2 separate regions of the Homo sapiens genome follow, and region 1 is linked to region 2. Evidence: chromatin contacts called from ENCODE Hi-C or POLR2A ChIA-PET data. All regions are on one chromosome and are shown on one strand. Each heading gives the region's core, a stretch centred on a gene start or an enhancer-like site at or near the end of the contact. The rest is flanking DNA. Distances are from core to core; before and after follow the strand shown. Region 1 overlaps ZNF516 (zinc finger protein 516). Region 2 holds the start of ZNF407-AS1 (ZNF407 antisense RNA 1).

The links. Hi-C counts contacts between places; a loop is a spot of excess contacts on that map. ChIA-PET counts read pairs that join two places held with the same protein, here RNA polymerase II (POLR2A).
Region 1: a loop to region 2 is called in a map with no recorded cell type, with 3 times the contacts of the local background. The contact joins the enhancer-like site here to the promoter of ZNF407-AS1 in region 2. A Hi-C loop is called at or near these places in 1 of 37 single-sample maps with no recorded cell type. POLR2A ChIA-PET finds 5 or more read pairs at or near these places in 1 of 52 experiments (GM10248).

Annotation. Positions count from the first base shown.
Region 1 is chr18:76,475,343-76,479,471 of GRCh38, reverse strand. All of the region lies in intron 1 of ZNF516 (zinc finger protein 516), which reads left to right. Among named protein-coding and RNA genes, the nearest start is that of ZNF516-AS1, 14 kb to the left of the region's middle. RefSeq lists enhancers at 1-301, 1,426-2,625. Within about 2 kb of position 2,229, at least 10 of the 41 ENCODE cell types and tissues checked have a DNase peak (open chromatin) inside an H3K27ac peak, as active enhancers do.
Region 2 is chr18:74,595,404-74,599,651 of GRCh38, reverse strand. It overlaps ZNF407-AS1 (ZNF407 antisense RNA 1), which reads left to right and starts at 1,817. Exons shown (of 2, transcript NR_024484.1): 1 at 1,817-3,224. It overlaps ZNF407 (zinc finger protein 407), which reads right to left and starts at 1,782. Exons shown (of 9, transcript NM_017757.3): 1 at 1,715-1,782. RefSeq lists enhancers at 787-1,006, 1,797-2,006 and a silencer at 1,397-1,696.

The DNA of each region.
Region 1 (4,129 bases), core at 980-3,479, 1.9 Mb before region 2:
TTGGACAATGGGGAGCTGGAACCCTGTGCAAAGGATCACTCACAGAGCAGGCAGAATTGCAGATGCAGACTGACTTGCCGGGAGAATTTCAGAAAACAGAAGGAAATCATGATGGATTGAGTTTATTCTTTTCCCGAACAATTTCTGTTGTGGTTTGCTGAGAGAATGTGGCCCGTGTTCACAGGGACGTTCTGTTCTTTAGCAGCAAGAGCTGGAACGACTGTTGACCATTTTACCTGCCCTGTAGGTCCAAGTCAAGGCCCCTTTTATTCAAACATCCCGAAGTCATGTGACTCTTAAGATCGCACCAATGGACTTGGTGGACAGACTGAGGTATCCTGATGATGATTGTTCCAGGTCTGTTCTGAGAAGGAACAAAAAGGTTTTCTCTTCCCCAGTGGATCTTTTTTTTTTTTGGACAGAATCTCACTCTTGTCACCCAGGCTGGAGTGCAGTGGCATGATCTCGGCTCACTGCAACCTTCGCCTCCCAGGTTCAAATGATTCTTGTGCCTCAGTCTCCCGAGTAGCTGGGATTACAGGCGCACACAACCATGCCCAGCTAATTTTTGTATTTTTAGTGGAGATGGGGTTTTGCCATGTTGGCCAGGCTGGTCTTGAACTCCTGACCTCAAGGGATCTGCCTGTTTCGGCCTCTTACAGTGCCGGGATTACAGGTCTGAGCCACCATGCCCAGCCCCACAGTGGATCTCTTAAGTGAAAAGCTGCAAATGTAAGCATTTTAATAAACTTTGATACAGAACTGAGAGTGTACTGAAAGTGTGTTTGAAATGCACTCATTTTTCTGCTTTGCTAGAAAAAGTTTTTCTGCTTTTGAAGTTTTGGATCATGAATGTATATATATTCTCTATGTCATCTAATAATAATTTTACATTCAGCCTATAAACTGTAAGGGATTTGTTATTCCTATTTTTTGTAGATTAAAAAATTGTTTATTTTAGAAAAGAGATAATTGTGATATAATTCATTTAGGTAGATGTTATTTGTATTGTATATTAAACCTTAAACCTTTTTTTTCATAATTTGCTGCATTTTAGTTTTGCCAACCTCTCAATATAAACAAGTTTACAAAACCTAGAAACTCTTAACTTTGCTTAGGGTTGAGGAATACCTGGAGTGAAAACCCCAGACAAAGTTGATTTATTTCATACATCATTATTGTACTGGTAGAATAGCAACAAATGCCCTTCCTGTTGAAGAATGAATATTTTATTGAGATGATGGTTTTACATACCTCTCCTCTCCGCAGTCTTCATCGATGAATTTGTCACTCTCTTTATGAATCTGTCACTCTCTCATTTGTCCTGAAAATCTGAAATATAGTTGTTGGAGTAGAAGTTAGTACACTTTCTGCTCTCCACCAGAGTTTACAAAAACACTTTAAGTTAGGGGCTTTTCACTTAGGAGATCCATTCGTGGGAAAGATAACCTCCTTTTCCCTTCAGAATAGATCTGGAACAAAGTGTATTTCATCAGCTGTTTTTAAGTAGGTCATTTACATATAATAATTAAAAAATGGATAACAATACTGGTTCAGAAAAGCTGTTTCTCAGAAGGAAGAGTGAAGTAACTCAAAGCAAACCAAACTCCTTTAAGAAGATGCTTCTTAAAGCATCTTCTTAAAGGAGATGAGAATTAAATGCAGTGTAATGAGTTTGCATTCCTTCGTTTCAGCAGGTTTTTTTGTGTTGTTTGTGTCTTATTCCCATGCTATTGGGAATTACAGTGAGATAAAAAGGAACCCTTTACAGTGGGTCATTTTGTGAGTGCTTGAGAATGTGTGGGGTGGTTTGGAAGCCAAGTGGAAGGGAAAATGTAGGGGATTTAAAGTATAAAATTGCAAGAGAATCACATTTTGTTGGTGTATTTAAAAGTGCCACAAAGAAAGCACAAAAACCTGACCTTGTTTTTCCCCGGACAGAACGAATCTCGCCTTTTGTCCCATGTGTCTCAAGACTGCTGTCCAACTCAGTTTTGTCACATTTTCAAGGCTAAGGCAGAGTTAAATTGCTTCCTCATTGTGGGGCTGGGTCCCGTTCTTGGAGGTGACACTTCAGGTTACCTGTTACTCCTGCTTATGGATCTGATGTTCAGAGCAGCAAGTTTATTACTTTCACGGAGGGTCAGTTTTCGTGCTTGCTATATTAGTCACTGAAATGCTTCTTTTGATAGGTCAGATGATATTGAAACAAACTAGAATTCTGTTTCCTGTCTGACTTGTGGAATTGCAGTATCAGTGTTCAGAAAACTTACCAGACTTTTGAACGTAAGATCGACTAGCATTCAAGTAGAATTACAAAGTCCAAACGATATGACTCAGCTGGGATAAAAAGTGCTGTTTTATCTTTTTTCTGTTCCAGTGACTCAGCAAAAACAGTGCTTTGGACATACGGAAATGTAGGCAAACGAATATTTCTGCATAAAGGGAAAATGTAGACCTTTACTTTTAGGACGACTGTTTGTTAGTGGACCAGCCCAAAATTCTTTTCAGAGTTTTGCAAATCCACCTGAGTCTCCACAAGTGCAATTTCATCTGTGGGTTCTTCTCTTGAAAGTGATTTAAGCCTCCGTAGCAAGTCACCCCGCACCGGCATACATCTGGGGGGCTCAAGAGCTTAGGCTGTTTCTATCCAGTCATGTGAAATTTATAGTTGTTCAGTTGCCTACGGTTCACCTAGTCAGGTGGGACCTCAGTATTACAATAAATGAAGGTGTTCTGATTAAAACATCCCTTTCTTAGACAAACCATGACTGGTTTTGGAGGTTAGTGGAAAACTGACACAAAACTACAAGCTTACGTTTAATCGCTTGGCAGAATTTCTTTCATATTCATTTGACCACTGTTTAATATGCTTTAAGATGTCTGAAGTTGGAGCTTAGAATGTACACTGTGTCCTACTTTTAAATGAGAGGAATTCCAGTAGCTAAGACCAATCCTATTCCCTGTCCTGCAACTCCTGGATGTGGACACTTTTTTTGCTGGGAAGTGAATTGATCTGAATGTCATTCTTCCAGGGAATTAATATGAAGCTACCCATTTTAATTACTGAACCAGAATAAAACATTGACAACTGGCACTGAAGGCTTTACTCTTTGTTTATCTTGTATAAGGGGATCAAGATAGACAGAGACACTTTGCTTTTAAGACATATACGGTGATTTTTCACAAAATGGTGTGAACATTTAGCACCTTTCTTTTCATACTATAAAAGGAGATGATGGTTGTGGAACTCACTGCAGATAACTCATTACTTGGTTTTCCAGCCACAAATTTGTGTGGGTAATTTAGTTAGAGCCAAATACTTAGGGCAACATTCTCCTTGCCCAAATTAAACCATTTCTTTTCAGATAATAGTACAAAGTGCATAGTTTATACACGACAAAGTCTTCATCATCTTGGCCATCGAGATATTTACAGTCGAAAGAGGAAATTGCATTTTGAGGAAAAAGTGTGTGAGACGTTTCACAACATGAGAGTAAGTTTATTTTATGGAAGCTACTATTGAGCGCCTGCTCTATGCCAGTCACTGTATTAGGCATTTAAATACATTCGCTTGGTGAATGTAGTAAGATCTTTAAATATATACATTTTAAAGAATTTAAAATGGTACAATGTTCTGTGAGTTTTTCTGCAACTAATTTTTTTTTAATTTTGCGTAACATTTCAGTGTATTTGCTTTAAGGCATGTGTAGGGTGCTGTTGTGTGTACACACCCTCAGTGATTTCCAGATGCCCAGTGCCCAGTGTGGCCAGAGCATGGACCCACTGGCACAGATTTGGTCTGTGAGCAGCCAGCAGGAGGTGCCCGTGTGTGCCAGCTGGCTGCTGCCCTGTGGAGCCGCCTTTCTTTGTCCTGTCTCCTGTTGGACATTTGGGCTGCTATCAGCTTTCTCTTAGCGTGCAGGGAACTTTACTAATATACGAGTTTGTGCACTTGTGGGAATATTTCTCTAGGATAAGTTCCCCGAGGTGGAATTTTGGGGATGGAGGGGCATTTTAATTGACAGATACTGCCAAATTTACCAACAAAGATAAAGTACCATTTTACGTTCCCTGCAAAACTCAGTGCTTTCTCTTTGTCAGTGCTTGATATTATCAGTCGTTTAAG
Region 2 (4,248 bases), core at 568-3,067:
TCCTTGAGACCTATCTCAAATCACATATCCTGCAAGAAGCTTTCACCACTCCCCACCATCAATCAGCCGTAACTTCCACTGTGCTCCCACATCTCTATTTTAGTAAGCAGAAAAAGGTATTATATATATTTATTTATGTGTCTATTCAACCAGATCTCAAAATCCTCTAGGGAAGTATATTACTATTTCCAACACCTAGAAGGGTGTTTGGCATAAAGCAAGAACCAGTGTTTTTGAAGTGGAGCCACTTTGCTCTGCTTAAAAGGTACCAATGGAACTGTCCTATTGTTTGCAACTTTTCTGTAAATCTTAATTTATTCCGAAATAAAGTTTAAAAAAAAATGCACCAGTAGCAACTGTGTTGTGAGCAATTATCACACCTGCCTTACATGTCACGCAAGAAGAAAGCTTTACCTTGTACCAGTAGCAGTAATTTTGTATATAGCAAAGTGAGTCTCAGTTTGTAAAAAGGGAATAATTCCTACTACACAAGATTGCTGTACTAAATGAAGCACAGTGAGTATGCCAAATGACATATAAGCTCTTCTTAATAAGGTTCTGATGAGTATATGTTAGGGCCCCTGTCTACAGTGTTCTAAATGGACCAGCACTTCACCACAAAACAGATACATACTACGACTAGGATGTCACCAGGCATAGACTGCAAAGCTGTAACTCAAATCACTATTAAGACTGTAATTACTTATAAAAGTATTCTACATGTGTGTCCACGGATGTGGGATGTCCTATTCCAAAACTCCCCAATGAAATAAATGGCTACTCAAAACCCAGCGCAACCGACAGAGGTCAGCGGCCACTGCACCCCGCCTCCACCAGCTTAAACTCCAGAAGGAGGCCAAGCACCCAGGGCGTGCTAGCTGGCTGGAAAGAGGTGAGCATCTACTGAGAAACCCACTGCTGCCCGCAGCGGTGTCAGGCAGCCGCGGGTCTCCCCGCAGTGGCGCAAAGCGAGCTGAAGTCGGGAATGGCTAGGACCCTTCGCTGCCACCGCGGTGCTTTCGGCCACCGCACTTGTGTGCCCTCCGCCCGCCCACACCAGCGTCGCTTAACGGAAGAAGGCGCGAGTAGCAGCGGCGCAGCCAGGGCACCTGGGGGTGACACGAGAGTGGGCGGGCGGTCCAGGGAGCCCCTGCTGGAAACCAGACGCTAAAGCTTGCAGCTGTGCAGCTAGGGGAGCATCTGTTTTCCACTTGAGAGCAACCCGGGCACGCGAGAACGGCCCGATTTCGGTGCAGGGGTGCGTCCCGAAGGAACGGGGGACTGTTTCTGCGCGGACAGGCGAACCCGGCAGGGGAAACCGAGGCCACGCTAGGTCCGCAGCCCCGAGGTGTCCACAAGAGCTCCGCTCGCGCAAGGGCGCGGAGCGAGGCTGCCCGCGGGACCGGCCTGCGGAGCGAGCGGGTGAGAGGGCAGGGCGGCAGCTGGGGCCTGGGGGAGGAGGGCGGCGAGGCAGCGTGAGCGAACGAGCGAGGGTGTGTGTCCGGGCGTGAGTCTGGGCGGGTGTCGGGAAGGAAGGCGACAGGGAGGGGCGGAGGCGGGGGGAGGGGGGAGGAGAAAGAGCGAAGGGCCCAGACGGGGCTCTGGGCGCCCAGCCGCCCGGCTTCGAGCCCTCAAGCCACCGCCCCCAGGCCCCGCGCTGACGCTGGACGGTCCCCGCCTCCAAACCCCCCGCCCCGGCCAGAGAATAACTTACCTGTTTGGCGACGGAATCGCTCCTGCTCGCCCCTCTGACTGACTCCTCCGGCTCACCGTCTTCCCTTTGGGAGGAAGAGGCGGGACATCCTGTTTCTCCGTCGAAGGACTTCCGGTGGCTTCCAAGGCGACTCCGTAGTGGATGCAGCGCCGGACGCCACAGCCGAAAAACAGAATCTTGGAACTGGTTTAGTACAATCCAGGTCGAGTTCCTTGTTTTTTATCCGAGTGGCCGGCAGGCCCATGTGCTGTCTTGTTTTTAACACATCAGCTCTTGCCGGAAGCCGCTAAGAGATAAAATAGGAAGTCCCACCCTTCCCTTAGAGAAGGAAAACGGAGAGCCGAAGGAGTCAATCTAAATTCGATGAGCGCGTCGGGCTCCAAGGCAGGCGCTGTCAGCCCGGGAGGGCTGTCTGGGATTTCTAGAGGGTCCCAGAACGGGTTCTTCCCAGGCCGATCCCGCCTGCTTCCTGCCCCGTCTCTCCACCCGCCTCCCGCCCTCTGTAAGGGACCCCGAGGGCGGCGCCGGAAACACGGAGAAGGCCCAGAACGGCGCGGGACCCGAGAGGCCTACGTTGGCAAACGCAGCCCGCTGCCCCTTTGCTCGCTTCCCCCGGGCCTGGAGTGGCTCCTGTCGCTTCTGGCGCTCCGATTTCGAGAAATGACTTTCAGCTGTGCAAGGCGAGAATGCTACTTTAGATGATGAGAAAAAATCTCTCGAATGGCTCCCAAAATGAGGTCCTTGTTTAAGAGGCCACAGGAAGCCGCTAGCCGAACTCTGATACCAAAGAGGAGGCCAAGAAGCGGACTGTGGCTTGGTGACCTGTTTGGTATTGCCAAATTTTCAGCTTTTATTAAAGCTGAAACACCTTGGCTGTTTAAAACGTTCGACAAGGACTTTTTTATGAACGTTAACGGCACAGCATACGGGTTTTTTGGAAAAAAAAAAAGGCAGGACTTCAGCCCGTCCGCCCCCTTGTGCAGGTCCATTCATGAACCTCGAGTTAGAGGCCTTTCTTCTGAAACTCAGAATCTAGTAGGGAAGACCTGTGTAGACGAATAAAAATAAATACATCACAGCTTGTTAAGTGCTGTGACAAAGAGGCAGTGAAATCCTGCTTGAGGTCATCTGCCTTGCTAAAGAGGTTTGACTATGTTGTAGGCACAGGGTTAGGGTTAGACTCTGTAATGGGAAGTTATGTGATCAGATTTCTGTTTAGGAAGATCACTGGCCAGGCGGGGTGGCTTACGCCTGTAATCCCAATACTTTGGGAGGCCGAGTCGGTGGATTGCTTGAGGCTAGGATTTTGAGACCAGCCTGGGGAAACCGCGTCTCTACTAAAAATTTGAAATTAGCCAGGCATGGTGGTGCGAGCCTGTAATTCCAGCTACTTGGAGGCTGAGGCGGGAGAATAGCTTGAACCCAGTGGCGGAGGCTGCAGTGAGCCGAGATTGCGCCACTGCACTCCAGCCTGGGCGACAGAGCGAGATTCCGTCTCAAAAAAATCATTGTAAGTAATTGGATTTTTGTGTGTGTGTGATGTTCTGAAGATAGGCTTTCTAGGCCAAATCGTCACTCAAGGCCAATTCGAACACAATTCAGTTTAAATCAGAATACATTCGAGTGATAATTCCTTACCTTTTTAAATAGTTCATAGAAAACTTTTTGTAGACATTATCTGGTTTAATTCTGATTGTAATCCACATGAATTCTCTTATCCACAGTAAGGAACAGTAATTTAGAAGACTAATAAACTGTTCCAAGATCACACAGCTAGTAAAAGTGGAACTCAACCTAAAACTCCAGAGTCAAGCTTTTCCATCATGTAGACTCAGTTTAATAGTAATAGTTAATTAAAAATTCTAGAGAAAAATGTGGGAAACAATTTCCTCACAAGTGACCAGCTGCAAATGTTATTTGTATTCCATTAACCAACATTTATTGGGTGCCTGTTATATAAAAGATAAAACTGGGTTCTGCCTTCAAAGAGTTCACTTGAAATTTAAAATTTATGTGAAAATTTAGCACTTCCTACAGTGTTTTAATAGCTATTTCAACAGTGTTGGTGTTGTATGACAAGGTGATAAATTTCTTGACAATAACAATAGCACAATTCTGTATATGGATTGGGCATTCTGTGATCTTTGGGTGATTTATCTTGCTACCTTTCTTACCTTGGGGGTTTAGTTAACACTTATGTTCCTCCCCTGAGCAGTGAAGTAAAATCTAAGTTTATGTTTCAGTTCTATTTTGAGTATTTTGAGTTACTAAGACAGGACCTTAAGGAAGTCAGTTTGACCTCATTTCCAACTGAGAGAGTCCATAGATGTCATTCAAGACTAATTTTCTGATTCTAAGGAAAAAGGGAAGTCTTTTTTTTTCTTCCTCTCTTTATTTTTGAATGAATAATGCTTGACATGGACAACACAGACTTTTAGTGAAGACAGAGAGTCCTAGTGATGAAACCACCTTTGCAAAAATTACAACTGAGAAAATTATGACAGTGAAAGAGATCTGACCTAACCAATTCCATC